Linked DNA regions of Homo sapiens: region 1 is linked to region 2. A link is an interaction called in ENCODE POLR2A ChIA-PET data of the cell type or tissue named here. Cell type or tissue: HepG2. All regions are shown on one strand.

Region 1 (8,000 bases), 74 kb before region 2:
TCGAAGTATGGAGGTAAATGCCAAAGGCTCAGCTGGAAGATTTGAAAGTGGCTGACTCTGCATAGATGAAATAGCAGGAGAGTAGCTGGGGACTACCAATTTTGAAAAACAATATTCTCTCAGGGAATTCACAAGTTGAATTTTATCCTCAGGCCCAGCATCTAGAAAATAAGCCCAAGCTCTGATGCCTCTCATTCAGGGCTCCCAATGAGCTGGACCTCGCCTGCTGCTCTAGTAAGATTCCTGCGTTATATTTTCTGCAACAGCATCACCTACTGTCTTGTAGGCCCCACACGTGCATGTTGCTGTCTCGCCCCATTCTTGTTCCTGCATTCCTCTTTGCCTGGCTTGCTGTTTCTTCCCTCCACCCTCCACCTGCCCCACCATCACCTTTTTCTCCTGCCTTCCTGTGGATTATTTTGCTTTTAGCATTCTGTTTTTGTTTCTTGTTTGTTTGTTTTTTGAGACAGAGTCTCACTCTGTCACCCAGGCTGGTGTGCAGTGGCATGATCTCAGCTCACTGCAACCTCTGCCTCCTGGGTTCAAGCGATTCTCCCACCTCAACCTTCCGAGTAGCTGGGATTACAGGTGCGCATCACCACACCCGGATAATTTTTGTATTTTTAGTAGAGATGGGGTTTCACCACGTTGGCCAGGCTGGTCTCAAACTCTTGGCCTCAAGTGATCCACCGCCTTGGCCTCCTAAAGTTCTGGGATTACAGGCGTGAGCCACCGTGCCCGGCTCCATTGTTTTCTTTATTCCCCATGTTCCATGTTTTCTTCTTTTATCATTTCCTTCTTGTTTGAAGAGCTTCCTTTAGTTATTCTTTCAGGGCAGTTCTTCTGGGGACAATTCTCTTAGTTTTCTTCATCTTGTCTGGACGCTACTGCTTTCCTTGGGTCAGTCTATCTTCGTGGCAATACCACATTGCCTTAATTACTTTAGCTACGTAAACATCTAGATATGTGTGATGTAAGCCCTCTAGCTTTGTGGGATTTCTTCAGTATTGCCTTGGCTATTCTTGGCCTTTTGCATTTCCAAATGTTTTAGAATCAGCTTGTTATTTCTACAAGAATCCTCTTGGGATTTGGTTGGGATCACATTATAGGTTAATGTGAGTAAATGGGATATCCAGAAACATTATATATAGTTCCATGTATTTGGGTTAATTTCTCAATAATATTTCATAGTTTTCAGTATGCAATTGTGCTCATTTTTCCGTAAATGTATACCTAGGCGTTTGGTCCTTTTTTTTTTCAACTTAAACATACTTTATTTACTGATTAAGAACTTATTGTACAGAAAATGTCTTATGTGGTTGATCTTAGCTTTGTTCATGCTGACTTCAGGGGGTCTGGTTCTCTATGCTCAAGATTGTTCGATTGGCCGGGTGCGGTGGCTCATGCCTGTAATCCCAGCACTCTGGGAGGCCGAGGTGGGCGGATCACGAGGTCAGGAGATCGAGACCATCCTGGCTAACACAGTGAAACCCAGTCTCTACTAAAATATACAAAAAATTAGCCGGGCGTGTTGGCGGGTGCCTGTAGTCCCAGCTACTCGGGAGGCTGAGGCAGGAGAATGGTGTGAACCCAGGAGGCGGAGCTTGCAGTGAGCGGAGATCGAGCCACTGCACTCCAGCCTGGGCGACTGAGGGAGACTCTGTCTCAAAAAAAAAAAAAAAAAGATTGTTCGATTGCCGCTGTTGCTGTTGGTTTCTTTTCTTTCAGGCTCAAGGTGAGTACTTTCATAGATCTTAGTTTTCATTCCTTCTCTGGCAATTCTTTCCTGGATTCTTTGCTTTGCATAATTATACCTCCAGTGAAACCAGCATCCCAAAGTCACCAAGATAAATCCCCCTACTCCAACGTCACATGATCTTCTAATTCTACCTTCCTCTGCGCGCGGCTCGCCGGGCTCCAACCGGGGAGGCCATGGGAACGATTCCGAGCCTGCACCCGCCCTCTGTTTGGTGCTTTTTGATGTTATTGTAAACAACCTTGTTTTTAAAATTTCATTTCTTTATTTTTTCATTGCTGACATATAGAAATGCAATGGTTTGTTTAATTACCTGTGTATTGAGATTTTGCTAAATTCACTTTTAAATTTATGTATTTTTGGCCGGGAGCAGTGGCTCACGCCTGTAATCCCAGCACTTTGGGAGGCTGAGGCGGGCGGATCACGAGGTCAGGAGTTCGAGACCAGCCTGAGCAACATGGTGAAACCCCGTCTCTACTAAAAATACAAAAATTAGCTGGGTGTGGTGGCGCGTGCCTGTAATCCCAGCTACTCAGGGGGTTGAGGCAGGAGAATTGCTTGAACCAGGGAGGTGGAGGTTGCAGTGAGCCAAGATTGCGCCACTGCACTCCAGCCTGAGTAACAGAGCGAGACTCCACCTCAAAACAAAAAAATTATTTATTTATTTATTTTTTAGTGATGGAGTCTTGCTCTGTTGTTCTGTAGGCTGGAATGCAAGGGTACAACCACAGCTCACTGTAGCCTCAACCTCCCAGGCTCAAGTGATCCTCCCACCTCAGCCTCCCAAGGAGTAGCTGGGACCACAGGCACACACCACCATGCCTGGCTAATTTTTATGGATTTTTAGTAGAGACAGGGTTTCGCCATGTTGGCCGGGCTGGTCTCGAACTCCTGGGCTCAAGCGATCCACCTGCCTCGGCTTCCCAAAGTACTGGGATTATAGGCATGAGCTACAGTGCCTAGCCTAGTGTTTAATGAGTACAAAGTTTCTGTTATCCATGATGAAAGAGTTCTGGAGATGGACAGTGGTGACCGTTGCACAACATTATGATGTTTGCAATTGTTGAATACATAGAGGGAAGGGTCCCTCTCCTGCCAGGGAAGCTGAAGGACAGATGGCCCTCTCCCTGCTCATGGCAGCCAGAACACAAGCACAGGGCAGAGTCCGCCACCTGGGTGCTCCTGGGACTTTGAATATTGAGAGATTGATACAGAGATGCAGAGATAAAACAGAGTTTCTTTTTGTCGTTGTTGTTGAGACGGAGTCTCGCTCTGTCACCCAGGCTGGAGTGCACTGGCACGATCTCGGCTCACTGCAAGCTCCGCCTCCCGGGTTCACGCCATTCTCCTGCCTCAGCCTCCCAAGTAGCTGGGACTACAGGCGCCCACCACCACATCTGGCTAATTTTTTGTATTTTTAGTAGAGATGGGGTTTCACTGTGTTAGCCAGGATGGTCTCGATCTCCTGACCTCGTGATCCGCCCGCCTTGGCCTCCCAAAGTGCTGGGATTACAGGCGTGAGCCACCGCGCCTGGCCAAGATAAACAGAGTTTCTTACAACTGTGCATGGATAGATCAAGAGTCCACTGGGCTGGTGGCAGATCCCTGGTGGCAGCAATACAATGGCGTTGTCCCAAATGGACAGTTCCAGCAGCAAGATCTTGGATGTAGTCTCACTGCCTGGTCACATGACCACTTATTTGAAGTCAACTTTATACCTTATGAAAGCACTCAGAACTGGATTAAGAAACAGAGGACGTAACTGAGACTTTATGTGTGTGTAGGCGTGGGTGTGTGGTGAGGGCAGTGCCACCCAGTGACCTCCAGCTGGTACTCTGAAACTGTGCATGCCTCCCCAGCCTCCAATCTACTCTGGCTGAGTCCTCTTGGGAAACTCCCAGAGGCTGCACTTTCCCCCAGAATGCAAGACCAGGCAAGCTCTCCTTTTTGCTGCTGGTCCCTAGTGACAATCTCTCACCTCAGCACCAAAACAAAGCAAGTCCTCACCTGCTCCTTTCCCCAGGGAGCCCTGGATCTCAGATGTACTTGCCAAGTCCTGTGTGATTGCCTCCCTGGCTGCTGTCTTACTTCAGAGAGGCAGTTGTGGGGACAGACAGAGTCAGGGACATCTGCTCCAGCCACTGTTCCCCGAGAATCCCGTAGCTGGGTTCCCTTGGAATAAAAAAAGGAAGTGGGGAGGAATGCCAAGGAAGAGGACACTTCGAACATCTCTGAGCTTCACACACTCCAAACGGCAGTAGAGCACTTAAGAGAGGGGACTCCAAAGCCCAACAATCTCAGCTCTATTTGTTAACCGTGTGAACCCAGGGGAAATTACTTAGACTCTCTATGCGTCAGTTTCCTCATCTATAGCACAGAAATGATGATAGTACCAACTTCAAGAGGATTGCTGTGCTCATTAAATGTGCTTGCAACAGTTCTGGAAACAGGAAGCACTATACAAACGTTGGCTGATACAGTCCTGAACAGACTGAAAAGTGATGTGTTGGGGACAGACCTAGGCCTTGAGAAAGACTGGGCTCTTTGTGGAGGAAGAACTACACTGCCAGGCATTGGACAGGGGAAGAGCTGGACTCTGCCTGCAAATCTGGTGTCACCAGATGTGTTGGATTGCTGACAAAGATGGCATTGAATGCACAGCCCTTTGCAATGTGACTTTGTCACTCCTCCTAACAAGAGGCTGAGTCTGTTTACCCACCTGCAGAATGTCGGCAGCTGCATGGGTAACCCCAAGCCAGAGCAGAAGGAAGCTGATCCCAGCACAAATTGCTGATCTGTAAAATCATAAGCAAATACATGGTCATTCTTTTAAACCTTCAGATTTTGGAAGACTTGGAGGGCAGCTTCACAGGTAGTGAAGTTGTTCTTGGGCCCTGTCTTTAGGGTAGAGCTGCTGCTTACACCTGGGGAGCCCCAGGAGTGGTGACATTTTCTTCCTGGGCTCCAACAGGTGCCTCATGATGTGCTGTTTGTTCATCCCTTACCCACAAAGATGGAAGCTGTTATTTCTTATATCACTTCTCTGTTTTGTTTTTTTTTTTTGTTTTTTGTTTTTTCTGAAGCAAGCTCTTACTCTGTCGCCCAGGCTGGAGTGCAGCGGTGCCATCCCAGCTCACTGACCTCCCAGGCTCAATCATCCACCTGCCTCAGCCTCCTGAGTAGCTGGGACTAAGGTATGCACCACTACACTCAGCTAGTTTTTTGTATTTTTTTGTGCAGATAGGGTTTCGCCATGTTGCCCAGGCTGGTCTCAAACTCCTGGGCTCAAGCGATCTGTCTGCCTCAGACACCCAAAGAGATTACAGGCATGAGCTCCCGTGCCTGGCCATCACATACTTCTTGAAAAACTCTAGATGCTGGACCTGGTTGCTGGGCAAATACAAAGCTGTAAGCAGGTTAAAAGAGAATGGCTAATTTGGGAGGACTGCACAACCAGAGGAAGGGAGACCAAAGGAAAGGAGACACCCAGAACTGTCTCCTACTGAAGGAGAATGAGGAAAGGACCAGGTGGGAACTTTAATCAAACAATTATAAGTGTCCTTGCCGGGCGCAATGGCTCACGCCTGTAATCCCAGCACTTTGGGAGGCCAAGGCAGGCCGATCACCTGAGGTCAGGAGTTTGAGACCAGCCTGGCCAACATGGTGAAAACTCGTCTGTACTAAAAATACAAAAATTAGTTGGGTGTGGTGGTGCGCACCGTAATCCTAGCTACTCAGGAGTGTGAGGCAGGAGAATCACTTGAACCCGGGAGGCAGAGGTTGCAGTGAGCTGAGATCGCACCATTGCACTCCAGCCTGGGTGACAGAGCAAGATTCTATCTCAATAATAATAATAATAATAATAATAATAAGCATCCTTGGGCCGGGTGCGGTGGCTCATGCCTGTAATCCCAGCACTTTGGGAGGCCAAGGTGGGCGGATCACCTGAGGTCAGGAGTTCAAGACCAGCCTGACCAACATGGCGAAACCCCTTCTCTACTAAAAATATAAAAATTAGCTGGGCATGGTGGCAGACACCTATAATCCCAGCTACTTGGGAGACTGAGGCAGGAGAATCGCTTGAACCCGGGAGGTGGAGGTTGCAGTGAGCTGAGATTGGCCCAATGTACTCTAGCCTGGGTGACAAGAGGGAAATTTCATTTCAAAAAAAAAAAAAAAAAGGAAGTGTTGCAAGCTTCCAAGGGCAAACGCATTTCCGTAGAAGGGAAAGAGAATTAACCTAACATTGGACTCTCTCTTGTTTCTAACATGAGAAGCTGGAGAACAATTTGGCAAGAGGACAAGTTTCTTGTGAGACGCGTGGGTATATTTATACATTCACAAATGCCCCCAGCCAGAAGTGATGTGTGTCTCCACGCCCAGCTAAGCACTGTGATGAATGATTCTGCTCTGGTTGTCTAAATGGTGTCTGCCTAAGTGAGAAACCTACCTATTCCCTTGGCCCAAACCCCTTTCTTGCCAAGCCTCTCTTCTGTACCCAAATTGTATCGCCTGACATGGTCCTGATTTCACTAGCCCCTGACTCTGAGACAATGATACTCATTGCTGTTTTCTAATACCCCCGAAGCAACGAGCAAGGTTAGACGAGTCCGATGAATCTGTAAGAGAGGAATTCTCCACCCATGCCTGGGGTTGGCTGTGTCAAGAGTTTGTCTTTCATCTCCTCCTACGCTCAGGAGTGCTGTGTCTGTGCAAAATGGCAGGGCGTGCAGACCCTGTTTCTTCCTGCCCTCGCGCTCAGCTAAGGGTAGACACCATATCGTGCATCACCTTGGGTGTGCTATTTGCCTTGAGTTTTTTTTTAGGTGGGGCTGGGGGGACAGGGTCTTACTCTGTCACCCAGCTTGGAGTACAGTGGCGCCGTGATCATGGCTCACTGCAGTCTTGAACTCCTGGGCTCAAGCTATCCTTCCACCTCAGCCTCCTGAGTAGCTAGGACTATAGATGCGCACCACCACACCTGGCTAATTTTTGTACTTTTAGTAGAGATGGGGTTTTGCCATGTTGCCCAGACTGGTCTTGAACTCCTGAGCTCAAGGAATCCGTTTGCCTTGGCCTCCCAAAATACTAGGATACAGGCATAAGCCACCACACCCAACCTGCCTTGAGATTCTGAGGAAGCTGGTGTGTGCGTGAGTGTGTGTGTGTGAGTGTGTGTGTGTGTTTGTGTATGTGAAGGGGGTCGGGGTCAGGCCTCTAGTTCCCTGTTCCCCAGTGCCAACACAGAACTATTCTTTGTGCCCACCCAGTATGTGATAATCCAGAAAATGCCACATTTTTGTATAAACCGATTTGCAAACAATTTTGTAGATAAGTATAAATCCTCAAGCTTGGTACAGTGTACTTTTCTCCTTCTGTGAACACAATGTTTGACTTTAAGCTTTCCTTTAAATACCAGTCAAAGCAGGGAATAGTGACTTATGCCTGTAATCCCAGTACTTTGGGAGGCCGAGGTGGGCCGATCGCTTGAGCCCAAGAGTTCGAGACAAGCCTAGGCGACATCGTGAGACCCTGTCTCTACCAAAAAGAGAGAAAAAAAGTTAACTGGGTGTGGTGGCACATATGCAGGAAGCTAAGGTGGGAGGATCGTTTGAGCCTGGGAGTTCAAGGCTGCAGAGAGCTGCAATAGCGCCACTGCACTCCAGCCTGGGTGATGGGGTGAGACCCTCTCTCAAAAATAAATACATACAGTCAACAGGACATGTGAGGACTGCCATGGAGACCAGCATGAATGCAACACTATCCTCTGAGTACACTTTAGACTTTCCATTACTATCACCAGAAAGGGGTCCCAATCCAGACCCCAAGAGAGGGTTCTGGGATCTCATGCAATAAAGAATTTAGGGTGAGTCCAGAGTAAAGTGAAAGCAAGTTTGTTAGAGAAGTAAAGAAACAAAAGAATAGCTATTCCATAGGCAGAGCAGCCCCAAGAGCTGCTGGGTGGCTATTTTTTTTATTTATTTTTATTTTTAGTAGAGATGGGGTTTCATGGTGTTAGCCTGGATGGTCTCAATCTCCTGACCTTGTGATCCACCCGCCTCCGCCTCCCAGTGGGTGGCTATTTTTATGGTTATCTCTTGATCATATGCTAAACGAGGAGTGGATTATTATGTTTTCCAGGAAACGGGTGGGGATTTTTTGGAAATGAGGTTTCCTCCCCCTTTTAGACCATATAAGGTAACTTCTGAACGTTGCCATGGCATTTCTAAGCTTTCATGGTGCC
Region 2 (8,000 bases):
GGAATGAAGGATCTTTAAGGATCTTTCCCCCAGTTCTTGGAGTGCTGCTGCCGTCAAAAAGCCTCCACTGTCATCATGTATGGGGGTGGGGGTGCTACTTCACTGGGGAGAGTAGCTTCACAACTACTCCCCACAGTGTCTGCTCAGCCTCTACTGAGACTGCATCACAGCTCTCCCTCCTCCCTGCGCTGAGTCCTCTCCCTTTCCTCCTCCTCCTGCAGGTCTTGACCTGGGAGCACCCCTAACAAACCTCTTACGTGCCGACCTCCACCTCCATTGGCTTCCTGGAGACTCAACCTGCCACGTATCATGTTTCTCACAAGGACTAAATTGCATAGAACATAAAGTTCTAAGCTGGGCGCTGTGGCTCACGCCTGTAATCCCAACACTTTGGGAGGCAGAGGTGGACAGATCACTTGAGGGCAGGAGTTCGAGACCAGCCTGGCCAACATGGTGAAACCCTGTTTCTACTAAAAATACAAAAATTAGCCAGGCATGCCTGTAATCCCAGCTATTTGGGAAGAGGATGCATGAAAATTGTTTGAATCCTGGAAGGCAGAGGTTGCAGTGAGCCAAGATTGCACCACTGCACTCCAGCCTGGGCGACAGAGAGAGACTTCATCTCAAAAAAAAAAAAAGAACATAAAAGTTTTTATCCCAGAGCTAGACACAGCGAACAATAAACATTAGTTGGTATCATTATACTTTCTTTTCTCTAATGGTTACAAATGAAAAAATAAATAAAATTCCTCTCAAAAGGCCAAAGGGGGCTGGGTATGATGACTCATGCCTGTAATCCTAGCACTTTGGGAGGTGAAGGCAGAAGGATCACTTGAGGTCAGGAGTTTGAGACCAGCCTGGCCAACACAGTGAAACCCTGTCTCTACAAAAAATACAAAAATTAGCCGGGTGTGGTGGCACGTGCCTGTAATCCCAGCTACCAAGGAGGCTGAGGCTGGAGAATCGCTTGAACCCGGGAGGCGGAGGTTGCAGTGAGGGGAGATCACACCACTGCACTCCAGCCTGGGTGACAGAGCGAGACTCTATTTCAAAACAAAAACAAAAAGTCCCAAGGAGAGACCACAATATGTGCTCATGGTGCCATTCTGACTGGGATCTTTTATCTTCAATGCTATATATATATACATAGGTATATACATGCTTTATTGAGATATAATTAACATACCATACAATTCATCTATTTAAAGCATACAATTCAATGGCTTTTTGTACATTCAGAGTTGTGCAACCATCACTAATCATTTTAGAACATTTTCATTACGTGTCCTCCCCCACCAAAAACCCCTGTACCCATCAGCAGTCACTTCTCTTCCCTCCTCCCCACCCCCAGCCTCTGGCAACCATAAATCTACTTTCTGTCTCTATAGATTTGGCTATCCTGGACATTTCATGTAAATGGAATCATACACTATGTGGTCTTTGTGTCTGACTTCTGTCACTTAGCGTGATGTTTTCAGAGTTCATCCAAGTTGCAGAATGTATCAGTACTTCATTCCTTGTTACTGTTGAATATTCCGTGATGTGGATAGATCACATTTTGTTTATCCATGCATCCAGTTGATGGATGTTCTTTCCACCTTTTAGCTTTTTTTTTTTTGAGACAGAGCCTCCATCTGTCACCCAGGCTGGAGTGCGGCGGCGCAATTTTGGCTCACTGCAACCTCTGCCTCCTGGGTTCAAGTGATTCTCCTGCTTCAGTCTCTGCAGTGGCTGGGATTACGGGCATACCATCACGCCCAGCTAGTTTTATTTTTATTTTTGTATTTTTGTATTTTTTTAGTAGAGAAGGAGTTTCATCACGTTGGCCAGGCTGGTCTTGAACTCCTTACCTCAGGTGATCTGCCCACCTTGGCCTCCCAAAGTGCTGGGATGACAGGCGTGAACCACTGCACCTGACCACCTTTTAGCTATTATTTCCGCTTTTTGGCTATCATGAATAATGCTGCTCCAAGCATCCATGTACAAGTTTTTACGTGGACATATGTTTTCATAGGCATATGCCTAAGAGTACGTACATATTCTTTCGGTTATACACCTAAGAACGGAATCGCTGCGTCATTTGGTATCACTTTAATATTGGGAGAAACTGCCAGTTTTCCAAAGCAGCTGCACCATTTTGCATTTCCATGAAGAGTGTGTGAGGGTTCCAATTCCTCCACTTCCCCACCACTTGTTATTATCTGTCTTTTTTATTATAGCCATCCTCGTGATGTAAAGCGGTGTCTTGTTGTTGCAGTTTTTGATTTGCATTTGATTGACATGTTGAGCATCTTTTCATGTGCTTATAGGTTATTTGTGTATCTTTTCTGGGAAAATGTCTATTTAGATCTTTTGCTTATTTATTGAGTCTTATTCAATGTTTTGAGTTTTGTTTTCTTCATCTGTAAAAGAATGTTACAGCCTTCATAGAGCAGTGATTAATGAGAACATTTATTTGCAAGGCACACAGCACAGTGCTCTGCAGGGCACTTGGCATGCACTCCAAAAAGTTATCAAAACTTCCTGTCACCTTGCCTTGCAAGTAGAAACCAAGTGGAGTTCGTTCTGCATTACGTCACCTACCATAGTGTTTTGCATGAAGACAGGCTCAATAAATGTCTGAGAGTAAATGGACCAATTCACAACATTCAATATTCAAATCTGAATCCTCTGTGCTTTGCCCCCTTTCTCCCATTTCTCTCATTGAACCTTTTCTTCCTGGAACAATTTTCTTAATTTTATTCCCCTTGCCAGCTGCCTCCTCTTCTGAAATTTAACTTGCAGTATCATTGAAGCTGAGTACAAAGAGAACCAAAGACACCACCTGTGGCAGTCCCGAGGTGAATGTGATAAACCATTGAAGGAGCTGAGCGTCTGACAGCCTGTGAGCATAGCCTGTCCCATCTTAGTAAGAGCCACAAAAAGTAATTAAAGTACTGAAAAGAATGAGAAAAGGGAGATTTTCAAAAACGCTGATTGCAGACTGAGTTATTTAACACGGTTCAGCAACCGTGGTCTGAGGAATTTTCACTTGTAGAGGACTCAGGCCGCCATCAGGCCCGAAGAGTCCAGGTTGGTGGGGCCACTCCCCGCGGTGTGGAGCCTGCAGGGGGCCACGACTGGGTGCAGAAAAGGAATGTGATCATTCAGCCGAGTGGTAAGTCCAACCCATTTCACGCGCACTCAGCCTGCACTCTACGTGCTCTGGTAAAGCCCAGCTGAGGTGCCTGGGGCAGGACTTGAAAGGGCAAGCACAGGTGAGGGAAGGTGTGACTGTCAGCCCAGTACCAGACACCACGGTGAGATGTGAAGCTGGGTGTGTACGGAACTGCTGGTTTTACCTTAGGCCTGGGACAATAGGGAATGTGAAAAGCAAGGGTGTGTGTGTGTGTGTGTGTGTGTGTCTTGGCGCCAGCTGCAGTACCGCCGTCTGAAACCCCCTGAAACCCTGGGCCACCCTCTGAATCTGCTGCTCGAGGGCAAGCCTGGGAGCGTCAGGGGGAGGAAGGTGGAGACACAGGTGTCCCAGAGGGCAGGGACTGGTTTCAGCTCATCTTGGTATTCCCGGGCCCAGCTTGGTGCCCAAGGACCGTTCGTGGAGCTCATGAAATGCTCCCCCAGGCCCGGCACGGTGGCTCACGCCTGTAATCCCAGGCCGGGCTGGGCCGCATTCTCATTGGACGATGGCCTTTGTCAATCACTGAGGGAAATAGATCTTGAGTGTGGCCGGACATCCGGGGCTTTCCACCCTCGGCGTGGGGCGGGCTTGAGGTGGGGAAGATGGAAGGATGCGATACCCAATGGGGATCAAGGCCTTTGGCTTCGCGGCAGATTGGCAGGTGCTTGAACCACTGAAATGCCGCAGAGGGATACCGGCGCTATGGCAGTGATTGGTTCACTTCGCGGGTGGGTGGTTTTCTCCGTGCGTTGGTCCCTACAGTAGATAAAACGGGCACAGTAGCTAAAATTAACGCCTAAGTAAAACCGCTGCCGGTGAGTTTTGGGAGTATTTTCGCTTTTTTGAAAGTTAGTATTTTGGCTCTCACAAAGCCTCCTGATTTTAGTAGGCTTTCCCTGGAATGACCCAGATTCCTTTTCGTTACCTTAGTTAAGGCACCCCCTCCCCGTGCAGGGTCAGGGTTGGAAAACTACCGCGCTGAGCCCAAATTACCGCGAAGATCGTCGGAAATGTGCGCAACTCAGCTAAAGCGGAGATTTAATGGATGGTATTCAGTAGAAAATGGGACAAGACATGAATGGACAGTTTACAGGAAAAAAAAATGCAAGGGGCCCCTAAACATTTAAGTGGGTGCTCAGCCTTTTTCATAATCAGAAGAATGCAAACGAAAACCTCACTGAGCTAAGGCTTCTGATCCATCAGATTGTCAAAAATCCAAAAGTTTAACAAGCGAGGTACGCTGTTAAGGACAATACAGGAACCTGATCTGTCCTGCATTGTTGGGAGGGAGTGCAAATTTACCTTTGACCCGCAATCCACCTCTAGAATCTACTCTGAAAGTAAACTTGCACAAATATGAAAACAGCATACGCGCAAGGTTTTATTTGTAGTGGCACTGTATGAATTTGCAAGACTGGAAACCATGCAGATGTCCATGAGAGGGGGAGTGGCTGAGTAAACTGGTACATCCGGGCTGGTACTACAGCCCAGCTGACTCTGTGGCGTTAAGAAAAATGAGGAAAACTACAATATTTTCTATGGCGTGATTTGTCTCCAGAGATGATGTATATTGGCTGCTACCGTTAGCAAAAAGAAGCACTGAAACGATAAAACCAAAACTGATAAAATTGATAGCGTAAATGGTGGAGAATCCGGTGGAAGCCCTAGAGGGGTTCCACCAAAAGAAAAATAAGGTGACAATAATAATAGTAAAAAGAATCTGTGGCAGTAGGAATCTGCCAGGCTTCCTGTTCTGGAACCCAGCACTAGACCCGGAAAGGCATGTTTGGCTGGGTGGGCCTCAAGTTACTTATAATTGGTGGCCATGCTATAGCCTGAGTGAAGGATTTCTGGTACCCTGCCGCTCTCCAAAAAGACGTCTCTTTGGGAACTCTAGAACTGGAATGGTCCATCAGCACCTGCCTTTTGGCAGAGAGGGCAGGCCTTTGTACCCCACTAGTGACTTGGTTTGGAGGTGGGCTGCCCCCAGAACAGGATGTAATCTTGGGCAAGGCAGCTGCTGTCAGGCTGGGCACAACCTCCCCCTCAAGGCTGTGAGGAGGGAAGAAAGGAAACAACTTCTACTTTCTTTAAAGTAGGAAACCTCCTCATCTGCCACCTCTCCTGCAGTGAGAAGTAGAGACTAGACGTGGATACTCCCACATAGGATACTGGGGCCTAATGGATGACTGTGGGCCTCCACCAGGCGCAGGTGACCCTGCAGATATGATTCAGAGGCAGCCTCTCGCTGCTGTTCATCAGCAGCCTGATTCCATGTGGACTATACTGTTGCTTTCAGAAATCATGGTCTGCCTGGACCTAGCCAGGCTCACTGTTGAAGTCTTGTTGTGTGCTCTTCCTTCCAGGCCCAGAGAGCTGCCCAGTAGATCAACTTGGGCTTTCTATCAGGCTCTAAGTACAGGCAGGTCCTTAGGACAAATTAGAATAAAACAATCTCAGAGTGATCTGGTCTTAGTATAATTACTTACATTTTCAAATTAAAAAAAAAAAAGGAAAACCAGTAACAAATCAGCCACGGCAGAGAGGGGTACTGGGAGTTGATAGAAAATTTGTCCTCAGTTGTAGGTTACTCTTAAAGCAGCTTAGATTGCATGTTTTCTTCAGGGTCATTGGAAAAGGTGGTTACCGTCAGTCCAGGAAGTGGGGAGCCAGCTAATTGTATCCAGATGGAGGTACAGTGGACGCTTTGAGGGAAGGAGGCCCTGAAACGTCTCTAGCAAGCAGGCTTTGGTAAACAGAACTGCAGATACTGATGAGTGACAGTCCACTGCTATTTGTGTCATGTAGGCAGGCCAGCCTGGGGCAGGGTTCTCAGCAGTGATGGAGGGCAGGGGAGAGATGTAAAGGCTTTGAGACTGGTTCCCATCGCTGGAAAGAGGCTCTGTGCAGCTGAATGCTTTAGGTTCTCTCAACCCCCACACCCAGAGAGAGTTCCATTGGGATTGGCTTCTGTAGGCCTCTGTGGCTCTTAGGTTCTTGGTGGCAGTGACATACATACTGGTGATTCTCTGACATGGCTGCCAGGTAGACATCTTTCTCTCGGTGTTTGCGCTCTTTCTCCCACACTGCTGTTTCTTTCTGCCCTCCTTTATGCTTTTTAGCTTAGATTTGGTTCATTCACTGAAATGAATCTCTGTGAGCTGATGAGAACAATCTCAGATGAGGTAGCAGAAATGGTGTCAACAGAGGCCAGCACTTACGGGGAATAGATAGGAGCCACCCAACACCACAGCAAATCAGCAGTGTTTCCATGAAGTGTCCAAGGCCAGGGGTGGGGCCTGGGCGGTGGACACCCACCACCGAGGAAGAGGAGGATGCTGAGCACTTCAGACACTGGCTTCCGAGTGCCCACCAAGCCCTGTCCTGGACCTCATAGGAAACCCAACTGGAACAGGTGTCTCCCCAACACCCATGCTCCCTTTTATCACAGATCCCCAGTGAAATTCAGTTACCTTCTCCTCCAGATGGCCATGTATTCAGGGGATGCTGGGCCCAGCCCCAGGCTCCAGGGGTCTAGGCCAATCATGCTGGTCCCATGTCCTTGCCCATGATTGGTTGAAACATGGGCACGTGCCATATTCTGGCCAATTGGGATCTGAAGGGATGTGGGGCGGGGACATCTGGACCAGTTCCCTTACGCCTAGAGACGCAAGCAAGACATGCCCTTTTCTTGCTTCTGGATGAGATACCTGAACTCCTGCAGCCATCTTGCCACCATGAGGAGAGCTAGTCTCCAATAAAAGCCCACAGTACGAGGAAGACTGAGCTAAGAGAACTGCAGCTTGAGCTCCGACCATTCTGGGCCTGGAGTTGTTCTAACTCTTGGCTTCTCACGTGAGAGAGCCCTGTTCTTGTTTAAGCCAGTTGAGCTGGAGTTTTCTGTCGTTGCAGTCAGAACATCTTAGCTGGTACAAGTGTACAAAAATTCCTTCAGTTTACTTTTCCCAATGCCATCAGGATTTTGACTCAAGTACACGAGTCATTCCTGTTTGGTATAATCAGAAAAGAAAGGAGAGGGAGAAGAAAGTGGGCAATGGAAACACAGGAGCTTTGCAGTGCAGCCTTGGGAGGGATAAGGGCACCTACGGGTTTGCCCTGCCCACCGATGTGCATTTAGGGGACAGAGACATTAGCTGAGGTAAGGGGTCCCTAAGACCTGAGACAGAACAAATAATTTTTTTTTTTTTTTTTTTTTTTTTTTGAGACAGAGTCTTGCTCTGTCACCCAGGCTAGAGTGCAGTGGCGCGATGGCTCACTGGAACCTCCGCCTTCTGAGTTCAAGCGATTCTCCTGCCTCAGTCTCCTGAGTAGCTGGGATTACAGGCGTGCGCTACCACGCCTGGCTAATTTTTGTATTTGTAGTAGAGACAGGGTTTTGCCATATTGGCCAGGCTGGTCTTGAACTCCTGACCTCAAGTGAACAGAGAATTCTTAAATCATAACATGGTTAAATGCTTTTGACAAAACACATTAAAACAATTTCAAGAAGGAAAAAAGCACTGACCACAAAAAGAAAGAAAAACACTCGTATTTGGATCCAACAACAGACACAGAGAGTGAATGGTCAGCAAGAAACAAAAGGAATCAGAGTGGAACAGAGAGGGGCTCCCGAAAAACCCCTGGCAGGCAAGAGGCGACGGCGGGAAGTTAACCTCATGATGGTGAGCATGAGGCATGGAAATGCCACTGCTCCACTTTTTTTTTAAGGTAGTGTGTTGATTGAGCTTTATTTCAGCAAACAAAAAATATTTCTAAGAACTTGCATAGGTTCTGTCGTTAGCATACCCTCCCTAACTCAGTT

What was found. Peaks named below come from ENCODE experiments on the same cell type or tissue, not always from the same donor. Only the 100,000 strongest peaks of a DNase experiment are listed, where the experiment ranks them.
Region 1: POLR2A ChIA-PET joins it to region 2 with 18 read pairs; 14 of 35 experiments call an interaction of 5 or more read pairs at or near these places.

The regions. Positions count from the first base shown.
Region 1 is chr17:76,593,885-76,601,884 of GRCh38, forward strand. No RefSeq gene overlaps it. Among named protein-coding and RNA genes, the nearest start is that of ST6GALNAC2, 12 kb to the left of the region's middle. RefSeq lists a silencer at 7,203-7,497 and enhancers at 7,348-8,000, 7,874-8,000. In HepG2, CTCF peaks have their summits at 267 and 2,856; DNase peaks (open chromatin) are centred at 2,817, 3,357, 3,723 and 4,357.
Region 2 is chr17:76,668,016-76,676,015 of GRCh38, forward strand. It overlaps LOC105274304 (a long non-coding RNA gene), which reads left to right and starts at 3,913. Exons shown (of 1, transcript NR_130916.1): 1 at 3,913-5,643. It also overlaps a transcript of MXRA7 not described here. RefSeq lists enhancers at 2,758-3,715, 3,685-3,744. In HepG2, a CTCF peak has its summit at 3,102; DNase peaks (open chromatin) are centred at 3,306, 3,776 and 4,556; H3K4me3 peaks cover 2,636 bases.